2 separate regions of the Homo sapiens genome follow, and region 2 is linked to region 1. A link is an interaction called in ENCODE POLR2A ChIA-PET data of the cell type or tissue named here. Cell type or tissue: endothelial cell of umbilical vein. All regions are shown on one strand. Each heading gives the region's core, and the rest is flanking DNA. Links, peaks and the distances in the headings are about the cores only. Region 1 overlaps NRP1 (neuropilin 1). Region 2 overlaps NRP1 (neuropilin 1).

Region 1 (10,100 bases), core at 1,653-6,652:
ACTCCGTCTCAAAAAAAAGAAGCCTGTGGGTACTATCCTTGAACATAGACAGTGAAAGTCTTTGGAGTGGATATAGAAAAAATAGGTACTATTTCTAATCAAAAAGCAGAATCCTACTGATGCATTTTCTAATTTTTTTCAGTGGCTACTGATGGAAATATCTTGTCTTTGTTTCAAACTTTTCAATCTGGAGCCTGCTTTATTATGCAGATTTTATGTGCAAGCAAATTCAGAAACATTCTCCTTTGCCGTATTTTTCTTCATCTTTTTATTTCTGGTTTTGATCTCTGGTGACTTCTCAATGTGAGAGGCACCACCACCAAGCTCAATTCAATTAAAAAACTATTGGTGGAAGAATGAACCCTCCTCAGAAGAACTGCTGGCCAAAGTTGTTACTACCACTTGCAGCATCCTTGGTTATTACTCAGGCAGATAATTATCTGCTTTCTTCCTTTTGATTTTTTTCCCCATTAGCACCAAATTTAATTTGAACAGAGCCTCGTGTGTTTAATAAAATTAATTTTCTTTATTATCCCTTAGTATAAGCAATCACATTTGATCATAATGAATTTTGAGTATTACGAGGTTGTTTTGTGTTAGGCATTTCTGTAATTTAAAGGAAGCAACTTTTGCGAGCTAAAGGAGAAGGTTGGTTGAAATCTTATCAGACTGAATCAACATGTGCATGGCATTTCCAACGAGATTTCACTTTAGGGAGCAGGCACTTAACTGATCCAAGTGAGACATATGCCTTCAGCGGGCATGCACATTCTCAGCTCCTTTCTTTCCAGCATAAAACTTGATACTTGCATGCCTGCTGACATGGCTCCACAGAAGCGCACACACAAACACATATGTGTGTGTAAAGGAAGCTAAAAAATAAACGTAACTAATTGCAGTGGTAGTATTCATCTAGACTGATCATTAAGCCTAAAGAACAACAAGAAACAAAAATTCATTTGGATCAGGTTCCAAATGCCTCTTGCCTGGGTGTTTGTCATCCATCCTGATTGTAAGAGTCAGTGGCTTGGCAGTTCGTTGCACCTTGAGAGGAGGGTTCTCCTGCTCTTCTCTGGTTGATTGGCCTGTATCTGGTATCTAGGGCAGTTAGTAGTGTCTTATGGTTGAAACAATTCATAGATAGCTTAGGAAGTGAAGCACATTCATTCAGAGCTCTACTAAGTTCTGCAGAGGAGCAGAGGAAGAAAAAAAAACAAACAGAATATTTTGGCTTCCGTCTACTCAATTCCTTTATAGAGTTCAAGTTCATGGAGAACTTTTGCCTTATAACGTGGTCTTCCTCCTCATCAAGCCCAGGTCTTTATTGCTAGATCTTCTTTGGTCAACATGTTGTTTTTTTCTTCTTTAACTTAAATAATCATAGAGTGTTTGGGAAGGAATAATTATGACTGGTTTTTTTTTGAAAAACATATTTATTTATTTATTTAAAACACAGAAGGATGGGGGGGCTTCTCACTATGTTGCCCAGGCTGGTCTCGAACTCCTGAGGTAAGCCATTCTCTGTCTCAGCTTCCCAAAGTAATGAGATTACAGGCCTGAGCCACCATGTCCAACCTATGCCGGGCTCTTGCTGTTGAGTCTTCAATATGTGCCCATTATGGGGATGAGCACTCACTTTTCTCTCATCCTCATTTGACAGCTGAGATCCCTGAAGCTGGGAAAAGTCATATGAACAGAACCCAAATAAATAGTTGCTGCGTCACAAATCTTTCTGTCTTTGTGATCAAAGTCACACATGGATGTGCTTTTTGAATGAGGAAATTCTCATGAAACGTTACCAGCTTATTTTTTCTTCAAGCAACTCTTTTATTAACAAGTTCTCAGGAAAGTTTAAGTATAAACCAACTAATTCTGAGGAAGGACTTAATTTTTGAACTTTAAGTTCAGATTAAATAAGCACTTGTGAAAACTGTGCATAGAAACTTTCAACCAATTGGTGGTTTTCCACTCAATTGAAACTTGGCCAGAGTGGTGGCTCAGGTCTGTAATCCCAGCACTTTGGGAGACGGAGGTGAGAGGATTGCTTGAGGCCAGGAGTTCAAGGCTAGCCTGAGCAACATAGCAAGACCCTCTCTCTACAAAAAATAAAAAATTAGTGAATTGTGGTGGTGCACACCTGTAATCCCAGTGCTTTTGGGGGCCAAGGCAGGAAGATCGCTTAGGCCAGGAGTTTGGAGTTTGAGGTGACAGTGAGCTATAATCTTGCCACTGCACTCCAGCTTCGGCAATAGAGCGAGACTCTATCCTTCAGTTTTTAAAAAAACAAATAAATAAATAAAAACTTGCCTTAACTTAGGAATGGAAATCCTGGGGAGTAAATATCTAAATTCTAGTGCTTTTTGTTGATGGAGTTTAAAAGCACAAAGCGCATATAAATACAATGTTTATTTAAAGCCTGACAACCAGGCCACACATGGGTTTGATCTGTTCAATTGGTAAAAGGGCATATTAGATACCACTGTGTCCAGTGCTTGTTCTCAGGCCCAGAGGTGAGAAGGCCACATTCCCTTCCAAGCGCTGGTCATCTACTTAATCTCAGGTAAATAGCAGGGAAGTGTTCTTCTCCCACAGCGCCCTCATTCATACAGTTTCGATCCTTGCATTTGCCACGGTGGCTCTGTAAGGGTTAAAGGGAGACTGCTCAGGCACTGGGTTCCTAGGAGAAATGGAAGAGTTTTCTGAGAAGAAACAGATGCTCCAGTGTATTTCGTTTTATCTGGGTGGATACTTTGTACAAGCAGCCAGCCAGGTTGGAGGTGATGGCCTGCTGCTTCTATGATAGACTGCTATGTCACGGAGAGAGCTTCCAGTCCCGGGCTGAAAGAGGATGCTAACTGTCTCTCAATTCAAGTTCTCATATTTCTCCAGAATAGCCGAAGATAGCAAAGGCCAGTCAATATAGTCACGATTCCAAGTCCTTGTCTGACTCTCTTAACTGTTGGACGCTACCAGCAGGGCAGCTATTATGCAAGATACAAGCAACCCAGGAAGTGGCATGGAAAGAATTAAGACGGGGTCAAAATCATAATCTTACATAGATCACTTCAAAATATTTAAAGGCATACATTCTTACATTTAAAGAAAAAAGGAACACACTCTTGACTTAAAGATTAAAAAACAGACACAAGTCTCTACAAACCTGGAGGAGCTAAGGCTGACTTGGTCTGATAAGAGATTAGGCTGTTTTAGATGTGGTAACCCCTGGCTAACTAAGATCACTGTTTTATCTTTTAAAAAAAATCTCAGTTCATAGTTGTCTGTCCTTTTTATTCTCCAATAAAGTGAAAAAGTGGGCATTTGTTTGTTAACACATTTGGTCACAGAAAAGATGGTAAAAATAAAATAAAATGTAAATTTCTAGCCAGGCGCGGTGGCTCACCTATAATCCCAGCATTTTGCGAGGCCAAGGCAAGCGGATCAGTGAGGTCAGGAGTTCGAGACCAGCCTGGCCAATATGGTGAAACCCGGTCTCTACTAAAAATGCAAAAATTAGCCAGATGTGGTGGCACGCACCTGTAATCCCAGCTACTCAGGAGGCTGAGGCAGGAGAATCGCTTGAACCCGGGAAGCAGAAATTGCAGTGAGCCAAGATCAGGCCATTGCACTCTAGCCGGGACATCACAGCGAGACTCTGTCTCAAAAATAAATAAATAAAATGTAAATTTCTAGATCAACTCTTTTGGAAAGATGGCAGCCAGTCAAGTTGACAAATTCCAGTTAATGTGACAGTCTGACTGCAGCACTCTATTTTGCCTTCCAGCACCCATCTCCGTAGAGTCCTCATTCTAACTGTACAGGTGTTCATCTCTCGTTTGGGTGGCAGACCCCAGCAAGACAAAAACCATGTCTTACTTACATTTCTACCTTTCGCTGTCCCACAGAATGCTTTGCACATGTAAACACTAGTTTAAACAGCTGACACTTGTATTGAACTCAAAATGAGGTATATGAAGAGTTGAGGTGAAAAACCGCAATGTGTCCCTGAGAAGCGTCTGTGACCCACAGTAGGTCATATGGAGAAGAGATCAGCAAAAATTCAGCAAAGAGAGAGTGAAAGGGGCAATTTCAATAACTGCTGAAGTGGGTGGTTTGTCTGGATGACAACCTTTCAGAAAGCACTTAAGACAGCCACTCCCTGGGTGTTGGAGTGGGTGCCTGCATGTCCACATTCAGAGAATCTGGCCACATCCGCTCCTCCTCACTCCCTCTAGCTTAATCAGAGGCACCTGATTTTGAATTTTGGGGCCTCTGGTTCCCAGCAGCACAGTTAAGGGCTACGGATTGTCTGGAGAGAGACTGGGTCCCGGTGCAGGCTTTTTTTTTTTTTTTTAAAGACGGAGTATTGCTCCATCGCCAGGCTGGAGTGCAGTGGCGCAAAGTCGGCTCACTGCAACCTCAGCCTCCTGGGTTCCAGCGATTTTCCTGCCTCAGCCTCCCAAGTAGCTGGGACTACAGGCACACGCCACCACGCCCAGCTAATTTTTTGTATTTTAGTAGAGATGGGGTTTCCCCATGTTGGTCAGGCTGGTCTCAAACTCCTGACCTCAGGTGATCCGCCCATCTCGGCCTCCCAAAGTGCTGGGATTACAGGCGTGAGCCACCACGCCCGGCCCCGGAGCAGGCTTTTACGCATGCCCCGCGCGCCCCCTTGTGTCCGGAATTTATTCCTTCCGGTGGGTTCGCGGTCTAGCTGACCAAGAACGGAACTGGGGACTTTCGCAGTGAGAGTTACAGCTCTTAAAGATGGCACCGACCCAGGCCGGGCGCGGTGGCTCAGGCCTGCAATCCCAGCACTTTGGGAGGCGGAGGCAGGTGAATCACGAGGTCAGGAAATCGAGACCATCCTGGCTAACATGGTGAAACCCCGTCTCCACTAAAAATACAAAAAATTAGCCAGGCATGGTGGCTGGCACCTGTAGTCCCAGCTACTTGGGAGGCTGAGCCAGGAAAGTGGCATGAACCCGCGAGGCAGAGCTTGCAATAAGCCGAGATCGTGCCAATGCACTCCAGCCTGGGCAACAGAAGGAGACACTGTCTCAAAAAAAAAAAAAAAAGAAAGAAAGAAAGAAAGAAAAAAAAAAGATGGCACCACCGCAAAGAGTGAGCACCAGCAAGATTTATTGTGAGGAGGGAAAGAACAAAGCTTCCACAGCCTGGAAGGGGACCTGAGCAGAGATTAGGGGGCCAGTTTTTATTCCCTTGTTTGTCCCCACCCATGTCCTGTTCATTGGTCCATTTTACAAACCTCTAGCTAGCTACAGAGCGCTGATTGGTGCATTTTTACAGAGCACTGATTGGTGCATTTTACAAACCTCTTGTAGAAAAGGTGTCTAAGTCCTCTGGGCGCGGTGACTCACACCTGTAATCCCAGCACTTTGGGAGGCTGAGGCGGGCGGATCACGAGGTCAGGAGATAAAGACCATCCTGACTAACACAGTGAAACCCCCGTCTCTACTAAAAATACAAAAAAATTAGCCTGGCATGGTGGCGGGCGCCTGTAGTCCCAGCTACTGGGGAGGCTGAGGCAGGAGAATGGCGTGAACCCGGGAAGCAGAGCTTGCAGTGAGCTGATATCGTGCCACTGCACTCCAGCCTGGGCGACAGAGCGAGACTCCGTCTCAAAAAAAAAAAAAAAAAAAAGAAAGAAAAGAAAAGTTCTCTAAGTCCCCACTCGACCCCGGAAGTCCAGTTGGCTTCACCTCTCACCCTCTTCCATGATCAGTTACACTGGGAACAGGCTGCCAAGCCTGACGCAGATGTTTGGAACATATTTCAGCCCTGGCTCTATTAGAGTTCCTTATATTACCAAAGCTGTGCTAGCACCTTCCTCAATGCTATTAGGTTGGCGCAAAAGTTATCGTGGTTTTGGCCACCAAAACCACGATAACTTTTGCGCCAACCTAATACAAAGGGCAGCCCATAATTTTATTTTTCAATGACGATTGGCACTAAGCTAAGGAAACAGTGAGGGATTTTGTTTGTTTGTGTGTTTACTACTGATTGGAATTGTCATTTCTTTTTTCCTTAGGAAACAGCTTTGCATTCTTCTTCCCGTTTCTCCCCATGCCAATTTCTTTGCTCGTGTCTGGGGACACTACTGAGTAACTATTAGAATACATAGGTTCAGTCCTTCCAGACATCACCATTTCCCTCTTCAGCTGTTCTAGCAAACTGATGTGTCTGTTAGTTCATTCACGCAAGCTGGGGATTTTGGATTGTCAGGGGATCCTGTTAGCAGCTCCCTGTGAAAAAGAGTTCTGGTGAATTAGGGATGTGCGTTATAATTGCACCTCTGCCATTCATTCTTGTCTGTGAGACAGGAGATGGGTCATATGGGCTGGGTCCCGATATGTGAATGGCTCATTATGGCACCATTAACATCGTGGATTTGACAGTGTTAACCAGTACAGCCCAGGAAGATGTGACAGTGACCAGGTTGCCTACATCAGAGTCTGCCTGAGTAATGCCACCTAGACACAGCTTTAATTCCGAAACAAAAGTGCTTTCCTTCCTCTACCTATCTCAGCAACACAGTGTTGATGAGCTAATGTAGATGGAAGTGTCTTATGAATACAAGAGACACATACATATTTATAAATAATAAGACCTAGGTATTACTATAACAGGAAGTGCATCCGCAGGTTTGGTTCCTTAAATAAGTTCAGACTGTAAACAGTAACGTCTGCATCCTTAGGAGGAGACACTTATAAATATTTCAAAAGCACCAAGGCACTGCACATACACACAACAGAGATAGTATCTATGCTCAGTGTGCATTCAGCCAATAAGAATTTCTGAGTGTTCTAGTAAGTTGACCAGTTAAGTTTGTTATAATGGCAGCCTTCTGAAGATCTAGATGGATGGAGTTTCTGGAAAACCTCATAGAAGATGCTATTTCAGTGTCACGAACTTGATGATAATAGCATCAATGACTTAAAAAAATTATTCTTTCATGTGTGCTTGAGGAATTGTAAATATGTTTAGTGCATTCAGACCATAAGCCAACCCATACATAAATAGCAGTATTCAAGCCAATAGCTTTGTGGTTATTACACAGGGTTGCCAGTCCTTGACAATCCATTCAACAAAATAGTGTCATTATGTTCCTTTCCAAGAAAGAGAAAATGATATGGATTTTGTAGCATAAATCCATAGCGAAAGGCAGCTGGGAAATAAATGTTTTTAAACTGATGGTCCATTCACATCATTTCCCCTCTATTTCTAGTATCCCCTGTCCTTTGACCTTGCCATCTCCTTCCTGCATTTCTGGTTATGACAGATTTTCCAGTAGTAGGGAGGGGAGTTGGTTCTTAGTGGCAACACCAAAGAGCATGTTTGCAGGAAAGAGCTTGGGATCATGGCAGAGAAGAGGTTACTATTCTAGCTCCTTATCCCCACCTCACCCTCATGAATGGCCTTATGTGATACACACTATATCTGCAACTCTTCAAAAGCACTCTCAACGCTTCTTCATTTCAAATGGCTACAGATGTGGCTGGGAGACCCAATAGAAGGGATTGGCTTTCTTTTTTGTGGGACTGTTATGGGCCTCTATGGGTCAAATGAATTCTGTAGGATCTACCTCTTTGTGAGTAGCAAAATCCTTCTTGGACCTTGTTACCTTGCAAGCAAACATTTCATATATCTCTGTCTCTCACACTCTGTCTCACACTCTCTCTCTCTTTCTTATTACTGTCAAGGTATTGAAAGTGGTGACTGCAGTTCAGAACTCCACTTTCTTACTTAGCTGTCTTCAGCATGACAGCATAACTTCAGCGTAACATTCCCTCCAGTGGACTGAAAATGTTTGCTCAAATCAAATACCCCAGTGGCTCTTCTAATGCTTCAAAACATTGGCCATTTCTTGGCCCTGATTTCTCCAACTTTTGTGCAATCTTATACATAATTGGCAACTCCCCAGTGTTGGGGCCTTCTTCTCTCCTGCATCTCATGGTGCTGTGCCATCTTGGTTTTCTCCCCACTTCTCTGACCTCTTCTCTTTTTTGCCTCTATTTCTCCTCCAACACTGAAATGTAGGCATTGGCCAAGGTTTTGCCTTTGCCCTGAATTTTTCCTCTGAATAAGCTTTTTGATCTTAGCCACTAGGCTCAGATAATACCTAGCTTCCTGAATCTGACGTGAGCGTTGGCCTCAAACTTACAAATTCTTTCTGGAGGATGTTGACCACCTGGAGAACTGACCATTTCCTAAAATTAAAAACAAAAACAAACTTTGCAGCTTCCTATGCAAATGACTTCTCTTCTGCCTTGTCTCTGTTTTACTGATTCCTTCATTTCCTACTTACCCAAATTTGAAACTCTGGAATGTCTCCTGATTCCTATTTGTCCCCCAAATCTAGTCAGTTTAAAGGCCTCTCAATTATCTATCTACGATGTCTCTCCTATCTCTTCTGTTACATTTCTGCAGCTATTTGCCAAATGCAAACACTGTTTAACCTATCCCTGGAGCGATTGCATCAGCCTCCAGAAGAGGTTTTCCTCCTTCTTGCCCTCTGCTCAGAAGCATTTAGAGTTCCCCGTTTCCTCCCTGCCTCGGTCTGTGCTTCTTGGCTTTCCCTAAGGAAGTAACCATTTTTAACTAGAATAAGTAGGGGAGCCACAGGAGGCCAAATAAGGAGATAAGGGCAGATAAGGCCTTCTCTCTGGCCTTATCCCCTGTGGCTCCCTTATCTATTCTAGCCAAAAATGGTCACTTTCTAGTTCTTGAAGCTCACTCCTCCTTTTCCCAGCCCCATGCCTGTGCATAGGATGTTTCCTTCACAGGTGTGGTGGGGGTAAATGCCCTTTACACACCTGAGACTCCATGTCAAAATGTTACTTATCATCCTAGTTCTACCTGAAATGATGCTTCCTTCATGAAGCCATTTTTGATAACCAGCCACCAAGTAAATGCGGTCTTTCTTTCTCCGTCCTCTGACACTTCTCAGAACCGTTTTTATACTTCATTCATGTTCCTTATGCTATTCTGTATTGTGTTGTAATCATTAATATTATTCCACTATTCTCCCAAGATCATACAGTAGTTACAGAGACTAGTATTGTTTTTCTACTGCTCAGAGCCGAGTTTAGTGTTTTGCATATAGTAGGTGCTGTATTTGCCAAATTGAATTGGCCAATGGACATCCAGTGAGTCTTCTCCAATTGGCCAATTGACAACCAATGAGTCTTCTCCAGTTAGCCAATGGACATCCAATTAGACTTCTCCAGTGTGTTCCTCCAGCACAGGAAGACCAAGTCAGCTCTCTGGACAAAGGCTTAACTTAATCATACTGTAAAATGCTCACTTATTCTTCTCATTTACATGGTAAACCCTTCATTTTCCTGGGTAGTGAGTCAGACTTACATATTCCCCCTAAAAACCTCTATTTTTAAAAGCTTGAATTTTTACATTTGAGTAGCTCTAGCTACATCTCAAAAAATCTGCAGAGATAGTGCTTGGCTGAAAGTTTTTCTTTCTGTCTTACAGTCGTCTCCATAATCTGTTTTGGAGTTGAACGCATAAAATGTATTAATGTTGTAGGCATACGTCCTGATTGCTGAGTGTTTTCTGACATCCCCACAACTCTTGGGACTTTGTGTCACAATTCTGTAAACTTGGTCTATTGTATATTCACATCTGGGCTCAGGTCCAAACCACCTTTACATAAATTAAACACAAATAATTTAGAGCCTGCTTCCGTTCCAGCTGGCAACCCCAGTAAATGCACATGTTAACTTCACAGCAGGCTTGCCAGGGAAGAGGCAGAAAGTGAATTTCTTCATTAGAGAAGTTAACATGGGATGCGTTCCTTGAAGAATGGTGTAAATATGTCAGTCCATACCACCAGAAAAATAACAAGCCTCCTGTCCTAGACAAAGATGCTACTTGGAGGAACTAGCCCAGGCCTGCTTGTTTCTGGAGGGGGCAATGAGAGGATTCCACTGCTGCCTGGGCTCTCCCCTCTCCCTCCATACCAGTGTTTCCTAAGTGTTTCTTAAGGCGTGTGGCACAATGTGTTCATGCCAGCCCAAGAGGAAGAGGCAAAGTAGTAGATGTATGATGACACCTACAACAGGCAA
Region 2 (10,100 bases), core at 1,751-6,750, 140 kb after region 1:
GCACCTTAAAGGCAGTGTTGTGATGTCACATTACCAATTTCCCGGTCATTTAACATTGCCTCTTTATTGATCTGTTTGGTGATTTCTGATTGAACTAAAAAATCCAAAAGGAGCCCAGTAGACACGTGTGTGTGTGTGTGTGTGTGTGTGTGTGCATGTACCTAAAGGTTTGTGTAGTTTGGTGCATTATATTTTGATGGCAGTTCAAATATCTCTTTCAATTTTGTTTGACTTGTCAGAACCAGCAGACCTGGATAAAAAGAACCCAGAAATTAAAATTGATGAAACAGGTAAATTTGTCTTGCTGACCAATTTTTAAAAAATTTTACTATGGCTTTCATTGTGTTTATGAAGAAACTTTGTGGAACTCTAATACACTGGTATGTCAAAAAGTTCAAATAAAAAACATCTATGCCCATGGCCCTGGGTTGGTGCTGTGGATCGGATTGTGCTCACAGAGTACCCACTTCCGAGCTGCCCATAAGACTTGGGGAGCCTCGGTGACGGGTCCTGCTTGTACACCTGGTTGAGCCTGGGAAGTGTGCTCACCCTGGCCCTTCCCTGCCCAGTCTAGAGGTGGAACATAAAGGATAATCAGCTCAAACACACTCAGTTTATCACTACAAAGACAGAAAATTAGTGAAGACTATTTCCATACACAGTTATTTGAAACCAACCGAAATTCTTCTGTTTGTTGATATCCAGCTAGGATCTTTAAGAGACCAGAGCCCAATTTCTGAGATAATCCATTGTGTTTGATTCATCTTTTCCCATCTTCCTCTACTAGAACCTTGGTTTTGTGATGATGATGATGATGATAAGAAGGATTTATTGAAGAGTTAGTATGTTCTGAGCACTTTACTTACCTGATCTTTTTCTTTTCTTTTTTTCTTGAGACAGAGTCTGTCTCTGTCACCCAGGCTTGGAGTGCAGTGGCGTGATCTCAGCTCACTGCAGCCTCCACCTGCCAGGTTCAAGCGATTTTCCTGCCTCAACCTTCCGAGCAGACTACAGGCCCACACCACCACACTCAACTTATTTTTTTGTCTTTTGTAAGGTGGAGTTTCACCATGTTGCCCAGGCTGGTCTTGAATTCCTTAGCTTAAGCAATTCCCTGGCCTCAGCCTCCTAAAGTGCTGGGATTACAGGCGTGAGCCACTGCACCCGTCCTACATACCTTATCTTATTTAATCCTCACAGCAGCTCTAGGGGTTGTATTTGTCCCCATTTTACAGATAGTGAGACTGAAACTTAAGTAGCATAGCTAATTAGGTGGTAGCCTCACACTTTAGCCTGATGAACTATAAATGTGTGTTTTTGCTGAACGCTGCTTTGTGATCAAATGCAAGACCTTTGATCAGAGTTAGGCCTTGCCTGGTATTAGTCTATTCCCAGAAGTTTCCAGATCTCCCAGCCAGCATTGTGGGCTGTTGGACACTTGCTCCACCATCACTCACAGCTGCTGTGTGGATGGTGCTGCACCCTTATCATCAATGCATGTCAGCATCTGTTGCCCTTAGAAATGGGATCCTACTCTATGGCCAGCCGTGGACTTCATAGAGACAAATAAATATTGCACCTTGCTGTTAGTAATATGAACACATTACCAAGTCCACACAGAGATGTAAACTTTATTAGAGGTTGTTTCAAAACAATATTTCATCAAGGGAGAGAGTATTAATATGCCCCAAGGCTTGTTTTCTCTTGGTTAGGGATTTGCATCTCATATTTTTAGTTTTCTTTGATTGGAATCTTTGTTGATCAGAACACCATTAAGTAAACCCCAGGCATATTGTGCGTTAACATTTTCATCCCGTTTCTAGTACCAGGTAATTAGGCTCAAAGCTCCCATGTTAACAATTTCTCCTGTTCCACTCCAAAGAAAACAAGTCCCCAGTGACTGAGCTGCAGAGCAGTGCAACTGTCTCCAGTTAAACTACCAGGGCTGCAAAGATGCTGATTATTAGTAAATGTCTTCTATTTGGCATGACAGACATGGTTTCTCGATTTGAGCCACACTCTGTTTACATGTCAGCAGCAAGCATTCTCTTGTTCTAAAAAATCACTCCTTCTTTACTGAAACTACTGTAGACTTTGGGCAAAATTCGTTTCACTTGAAGATTTTCCATATGGGAGAACAAACACATGCATAAACCATGCCAGATCCTGGAAACAGCACCACGTAGAAGGGCAGCCATGAAGGTTTTTCTTGTGCCTGTTTTGGGGTTAGGTACATGCACTGGGAATGGTAAAATCCCCTTGCTAGACTAATGTGTGACTAAGCATTTTGCAAAACTTAATGATCACCTATCTAGCCAAGGACTGTAAACACAGATTACAATCTAGGACAGATGGGGCTGCATGAAATCTGAGTTAGATGAGCAAGGAACCTCCCAGTTGATCCAGAATGGGTTGTTTCCACGTGCTAAGCAGTCTGTCAGAAGCCCCAGCGCCCACTCCCCTCTACCACCTCCCACACTTCTGTTCCCAACAATGAGTCAGATATGACAGGCAAAACTGGGGTGTGTGATTTGCTCCTGTTTCGTTCCTTTCTATTTTTCTGTCTGCTTTCATCTGGTCTGTTGGCGGTGCTCACGGAGACAATATTGTTTTTTTCCATAGGGAGCACGCCAGGATACGAAGGTGAAGGAGAAGGTGACAAGAACATCTCCAGGAAGCCAGGCAATGTGTTGAAGACCTTAGACCCCATCCTCATCACCATCATAGCCATGAGTGCCCTGGGGGTCCTCCTGGGGGCTGTCTGTGGGGTCGTGCTGTACTGTGCCTGTTGGCATAATGGGATGTCAGAAAGAAACTTGTCTGCCCTGGAGAACTATAACTTTGAACTTGTGGATGGTGTGAAGTTGAAAAAAGACAAACTGAATACACAGAGTACTTATTCGGAGGCATGAAGGCAGACAGAGATGAAAAGACAGTCAAAGGACGGAAGTGGAAGGACGGGAGTGAGCTGGGGAGCTGTTGATCTTTCACTATACAGGCTGGGAAGTGTGTTGATGACCACTGAGCCAGGCTTTTCTCAGGAGCTTCAATGAGTATGGCCGACAGACATGGACAAGGAGCTGTGTTCACCATCGGACTCATGTGCAGTCAGCTTTTTTCCTGTTGGTTTCATTTGAATAATCAGATGCTGGTGTTGAGACCAAGTATGATTGACATAATCATTCATTTCGACCCCTCCTGCCCCTCTCTCTCTCTCTCCTCTCCCCTTTGTGGATTCTTTTTGGAAACTGAGCGAAATCCAAGATGCTGGCACCAAGCGTATTCCGTGTGGCCCTTTGGATGGACATGCTACCTGAAACCCAGTGCCCAGAATATACTAGAATCACCGCATTTCAGTGGACTCCTGAAGTTGTACTTGTGTATAATTGCCCGCGTCGTGCATAGGCAAAGAAGGATTAGGCTGTTTTCTTTTTAAAGTACTGTAGCCTCAGTACTGGTGTAGTGTGTCAGCTCTGTTTACGAAGCAATACTGTCCAGTTTTCTTGCTGTTTTTCCGGTGTTGTACTAAACCTCGTGCTTGTGAACTCCATACAGAAAACGGTGCCATCCCTGAACACGGCTGGCCACTGGGTATACTGCTGACAACCGCAACAACAAAAACACAAATCCTTGGCACTGGCTAGTCTATGTCCTCTCAAGTGCCTTTTTGTTTGTACTGGTTCATTGTGTTACATTAACGACCCACTCTGCTTCTTGCTGGTGAAAGCCCTGCTCTTTAATCAAACTCTGGTGGCCCACTGACTAAGAAGAAAGTTTATTTTCGTGTGAGATGCCAGCCCCTCCGGGCAGGCAAGGGCTCTGAAGATTTGGCAACGTGGCTTAATTGTTCTGCTTTTTCTGTAGTTCAATTTCATGTTTCTTGACCCTTTTGTATAAAGCTACAATATTCTCTCTTATTGTTCTTTCATATGGAATGTATTTTCAAATGTAAACTCTCTTCTCTTTCTCTCTCCTATCTCTCTGTCTTTTTTCTCTCTTAGAATTGGAGGATTTGCCATTGTCCAGGAAAGAAACTTGCAGCTTTAACCTGCTGGGAATGGCAAACGATTTTACTAGACTTTATGTTTAAAAATAAATAAATAAGGGAAATTCCTAACTTTGCCCTCCAAAGTCTAACTTTGGTTTTCTTGTTAACTGGTTAAAGTGACAGTATCTTTTTTCCTTATCTATTCTATTCAAAATGACCTTTGATAGAAATGTTGGCATTTAGTAGAAATAGTGATAAGTTGAGGAAAGAAATAATACAAATTGGCTTTCAAGTGAGACCCAAAGGAAGAACTGGATAAAATCTTCCAAATCCAAAAGCATGAGATTTTTCTATCCAAATATGCAAAAATGACCCAAGAGAACTTTCTTATTTTGCTACTGAGTCACACAAGGGAAGTGGAAGGAAGAACAGTTAATTTAAGAATGAAACTATAAATCCTGATGCCTGGGGGTCAAGTATTTTAAGATAAGAGGGGGAAAAACACATAAAGTCAAACAAATGTTTTAAAAATTCATAACAGCAACCTTGAAAAAATAGACTTAAATGAATGCTTCTAGAAACTTCCAGCGGCTCACAAAGAATAAGCCTGCCTTAGGGCTGGCAACATCTAAGCCTCTAACAGCACAGGGAAGCAAATATCTTACCAGGCAGCCTATGAATTAACCCAAAGAAGCTTTGGTTGGTTTTGGTGGATTTTTATCATGCCATGTTGGACATGAGATTTTTTAGATCTTCCTTCCCACATTGCTAGACGTCTCACTCAAAGACATTTGTTGGGAGTCACATTTGCATCATAGACGAGACAGTCCATTCATCTTAGTTAAATTGGATTGAGAATGCCTTTTGTTTCCAGGAAAATATTGATCACCATGAAAGAAGAATAGTTTTTTGTCCCCAGAGACATTCATTTAGTTGATATAATCCTACCAGAAGGAAAGCACTAAGAAACACTCGTTTGTTGTTTTTAAAGGCAACAGACTTAAAGTTGTCCTCAGCCAAGGAAAAATGATACTGCAACTTTAAAATTTAAAGTATCTTGCACTGATAAATATATTTAAAAATTATATGTTTATAAAGTTATTAATTTGTAAAGGCAGTGTTACAAAATGTTCAGTTTATATTGTTTTAGATTGTTTTGTAATTTTTAAAGGTGTAAAATAACATATTTTTTCTTTATGGAAATCTATAAAACTTTCTGTAGTAAAATGTTTTCATTTTACTGGTATATTATTGCTTCATGTTTTGTACCATCATAAGATTTTGTGCAGATTTTTTTTACAGAAATTATTATTTTCTATGACAATATGACACTTGTAAATTGTTGTTTCAAAATGAACAGCGAAGCCTTAACTTTAAATGACATTTGTATTCTCAGACACTGAGTAGCATAAAAACCACATAGAACTGAACTGTAACTTAAATTCCAAACTATGACTACTACATTCCAAAGAAACAGTTGAATTAAACATTTTCATAAAATATCCCACACCTGATGGCTTTTATTATATTAGCACTGTTCTAGTTAAAGAAGTTGGTGACATGCCACTATCCAATAACTTCCAAGATTTTTAAAAATTCTCTTTTTTAAAATATCCTGATAAGGAGAGAAGATTAAGAAGACATTTTCTGAAAGTAGAATCTCAACTCACATTGGACCCTGTCATGATAAGGAATACGGAATTTGACGTTAGGAATGGGAATGATCCTAAATTGTGTGTCAAATGTTCTATATTTCATTTGGTAAAGTTTCTTTTATCATATTCACTCATAACTTGGTAAGTTTTGTTCTTGCAGAAAATAGTAATGAACCTGACAGTATTTATTCATGCACCCACGCTGCATTTAGGTAATGGGAAAAGTTGGGTATGACATTACAACTGGCTGTTTGGTAATTCTTAGGAGAGTTTTATTCCATCTAGGACCAGAATAATAGGAAAAATAATAACAATAACAAAGACAACAGAAGTGTCAAGTCAAAGGGGCCCTTTTTACAACAAAACTGGCCTAGCTTAATTTCTATTACTCACAGACCAATAAGTCTTTCTCTACCACCGTCCTCTGACTGTAGGAAAACGTATTCCTGGAAGCACAGGAACTCCCTGAGGAGTGGGCTGCTTTGGACAGCCAGGCTCCATTAATCAATATTTCTTCCACTTCCTGCTTTTCTCTGGACACTTATGCCTTTTTGCATTTTCCAAGATTAACCAAGAATAGAAAATTTTCCCTAATGCATGGGTTTTTAGGTCTCTCTACTCACAGAAAAGAGTCAGAGATAGAGAATCACTTTACTAAAGTTACATTTTACCTAAATTCATGGATGTTTCCAGAAAAATATGATGACTTCCAAGGAGTCTATTAGAATGAATCCACACATACTTTCGGAAAAATGCTAAGGGCCATGCACTAATACTATCTCTGTTTCATTGTTTGAGAAGAACTTCAACATGAATGCTGTTCACTCTTTTCCCTAGTTAGAGACTAAGCTAGGCTTTTCGTACTAGGTTTAAGAAGCTAAATCGCTGTATAATACTTCCCAGATTCAGGACTGAAACATTTAACTTAAAACATAAAAATGATTTATTGTTGTGTCTCCTGTCTTCCCTGATAACTTATTAATTGCCACTTGGGCTGAACTGCACTGTATTTTTATGCAAATCAAATCGGCATTCCATAATGTTCCTGCTTCCCAATGGTAATTATAACAGTTTGTGTTGCATTAAAAAACAGTTTTGCCAAGAATTAGCTCTATTTCCCTAATCTATATCCACTAAGGGATCTTAAGCAGAATTTCAACTTGGGGATTGAGAAACCTAGATGAAGGGACTATCACGTTGAGTAGAACTTAGCAGCAAGAAGCATGGAAGACAACAATGAGAACTGACTTTTTCCCCGCAATGTTCCAAAGAAACATTGAAAGATGATTCAGAGGAGAACATCACATTATCATATGCATGTAAGAAAGGTCCTAGGAGCTGATCCTATCATTTTAGGAGAGAAAGAGTATAGGGATTTCTATGGATGGCATTGCACTGCTATTTGTTGAAACACTAGCTGTTTTCACAGCAGCTCTGTGAAAGGTAAGTAAGTTAAGTTTTGTAATTATTCATTCCACTTTATAAATGAGGAATCCAAAGTTCAGAGAGGTTGAGTGATGAGTCCAGGATGTATCTGGTCTCATCTCTCCTCCATTCCACCCACCGTTCCATAGTTCTGCATTAACTTGGGAGAGGTTCACATGGGGCCCGGCTGCCCAAAATGTGTCCCAAGAGGCAGCAATAGCAGCAGCATCACTGGAATCCTGTTAGAAATGCAGAGTCTGGGGCTGTGTCCCAGACCTGCTGAGTCATTTTAATAAGATCCCCAGACCACCTGTCATCACATTCGGATTTAAGAAGTCCCCACGTGGTCTGCTGCCACCTGAGCCAGGTGTGCAAAAGTTTGCATGCTTCAGATGGTGGTGTCTGAACACAAAGCACTTTTCAGAAGCGTCTAAATACAATGCAGCCTGGAATAACAATGGTAAATTTAAAATCTCACTTAACCCAGAAGTGCGCTTTGTGGTCATTCTACCTGATTACTTGTGGGGGGCCTAAAAGTGGGCTTTTCTGATAGAGAAGAGAGCCTGCTGATGTGGTAATTTGCTGGGTTAAAAACTTTAAAAGTGTAGCAGAAGCATAGCAAGTGCTCTTTTCCTTTTCACAGTGCAGTCAGTGGAGAAAGGGGAATGCACACCAATATGTGAATATCCAATTCCTTCTATTCAAAACATGTTGCCTTACATAGCACACACAGCTTAATACCTTCCAAAGATATTAAATTCCTGAATGGTAAAACTAGATGGAACTCTATTTAATCTTTCTTATTAAAGAAAGTATCAGATAATAGAGCTTTGTTGTCAATAGTGGCTCCCAAGAGAGGGTTTTTCTATGCAGAAAAATTGTCTCATCTCCACATCTAAATGGAATTGTCCTGTAATGATGCAGGCGTTCACAAGTGTATAATATTCATAGCCAATAATCTAATTTTATCACTGCCCTGTAAATGGATTTGGAAAGTCGCTTGCTCTGGCAGAATGTTGGACTGGAAATGGACTCACTGTCCTGGAAGGGGCTTCTGAGTCTTGCCTTTGTGAAGCTTGGACAAGACAATGACTCACCCGGATGAGGAGCAGTTCTCTGTTCCTCATAATGCTCCTTTCAGTGATCTGGGCATCTCTGCCCCATCATTTCTGACATGAGCCAATTCCACACCCTTTTCTTAAGGCCCCGTTATCATTTTTTCAGATAGATGATGTTGGCAGTGCTCATGATCTTGATGTCATCCTGCCAGGGAGCCATTCCATCACCTATCAGGATTATCATTGCTCTAATTTTGTCCAACTTCTGAAATTTTTCAATGTTGATTAAATTGCTCCTTGACTATGGATACGTGATATATTCAAAGCAGACTCAATTATTATGCTCTGATCTTTTGCAATTCTGCTGGAATTCAAGCCCTCCAACTATAAGAAACTCATTTTTAGAGTCTTAAACATGATTTCTGTTAGGTCAACTTTTAATTTTATTTATATTTAAGTCACCCAAATTCTCTTTACTTGTAAGAAGAAATACTGTTTCTGTTATGCAAATAACAAATTATCCCTTCTATTTAATTTTACCAACACATTAGAAAGTTAGGTGGCTGGAGAGGTCCATGCAGTGGCAACAGTGTGATCTCTCCCTTGTACCCTAACACGCAGAGTCACTACAGTAGATATTTATGTTCCAACTACTCAGGAAGCACATTGTCAAATCCACTCTGCATAAATTTCTTAACTCCTTAATATCATAACCACTACAATTTCCTAAAGGTTTGCTTTGTACCAGACTTTGCTAGATACCTCAATTAATCCTTCAAGCTACCTTGTGATTTGGGCATATAAAAATAAGTTCAGAGAGGCTAAGAAAAGTAACTAATGTCACACAGCTAGTTGGTAAGGTGCATTTGCAAGATTCAAACCCAGGTCTGTCTAACACAAAGCTTACAATCCTAATAGCTACCCTATGCTGCTTTCTCAGTGTAAAGACATGGTCTTTCAGTTGCTACAGAAATGCTTTGCAGTGTGTTAAACTACGATCTCACTTTACTATTAGGCCTGGTATTAGTCAAGTTAGGTTAGGCTATAAGGTAAGAAATAAACTCCCAAATATTAGTGGATTAATCTATAAAGGTGTATTTGTTGCTCACACAATTTCTACTATGGGTCTGGTGGCTCTGCAGGGCAGCTCTGTTCCATGCAGCGATTCAAGGATCCAGGCTGGTTACCTCTTGCTGCCATACTAACCAGAATATGTGACTTCTAGTCTCTGTGCAAGAGAGAACTAGAAAGATGCTTACTGTCTCAGATGCTTTAGCCTGGAGTTGGCACAGACCCTACCACATTTCAAGGGCTCTGAGAAAAGAGGTGGAGCACTTGTATATTCAGTGAGCTGTTGGCATCTCTGCCACAGCTTTCTTTTTTTTTTAATGAGACAGGGTCTTGCTATGTTGCCCAGCTTGGTCTCAAACTCCTGGGCTTAAGCAATCCCCCCTCCTTGGCCTCCCAAAGTGCTGGGATCGGAGGTATGACCCACTGCACCCAGCCTCTGCCACAACTTTCAAGGGCAAAGCCACACTTCTGCCATAGAAGGGTAGATGAGATAATTCGCTATGCTTGTCACGTAGGGAAGTGAGGTTCTTCTCCGACTGGAAACCAACCATAATTTAGATGGAGCAGTCAAACAAGATGTCAAATGAGATGAGATGGCTCATGTCAAAGATGAGCCTCCTGAGTGTGGGACTGTGAGGGGCATCCTCCATGTGGAAGCAGGTCAGGAGACAGGAAGTGAGGAATCGGCACTAAGAGCCTTTAGAATTACTTAAGCCCTTTGGGTTCAAAGAAAAAGGCTCTTAGGAGGCACCATGTGAAATGAGACAGGCTCTGAGTCCTGGGAACCAATGTTTACATTTCTCATGTGTGCTCGTGTATTTCCACTTGAGTTTCCCTTCATATTTAGTCATTTAGTATTCAGTAACTTCAGTAATATGCAGTGATTTTAAAGTCGCCATGCAT

What was found. Peaks named below come from ENCODE experiments on the same cell type or tissue, not always from the same donor. Only the 100,000 strongest peaks of a DNase experiment are listed, where the experiment ranks them.
Region 2: POLR2A ChIA-PET joins it to region 1 with 6 read pairs; 3 of 35 experiments call an interaction of 5 or more read pairs at or near these places.

What each region holds. Positions count from the first base shown.
Region 1 is chr10:33,314,564-33,324,663 of GRCh38, reverse strand. The region is part of intron 2 of NRP1 (neuropilin 1); the gene reads left to right. Among named protein-coding and RNA genes, the nearest start is that of NRP1, 15 kb to the left of the region's middle. In endothelial cell of umbilical vein, for the core only: no CTCF peak of the experiment used is centred there; no DNase peak of the experiment used is centred there.
Region 2 is chr10:33,172,888-33,182,987 of GRCh38, reverse strand. NRP1 (neuropilin 1) reads left to right here. Exons shown (of 17, transcript NM_003873.7): 16 at 240-290; 17 at 2,623-5,495. The coding sequence ends at 2,912. Among named protein-coding and RNA genes, the nearest start is that of IATPR, 61 kb to the right of the region's middle. In endothelial cell of umbilical vein, for the core only: no CTCF peak of the experiment used is centred there; DNase peaks (open chromatin) are centred at 3,727 and 4,447; H3K27ac peaks cover 1,897 bases.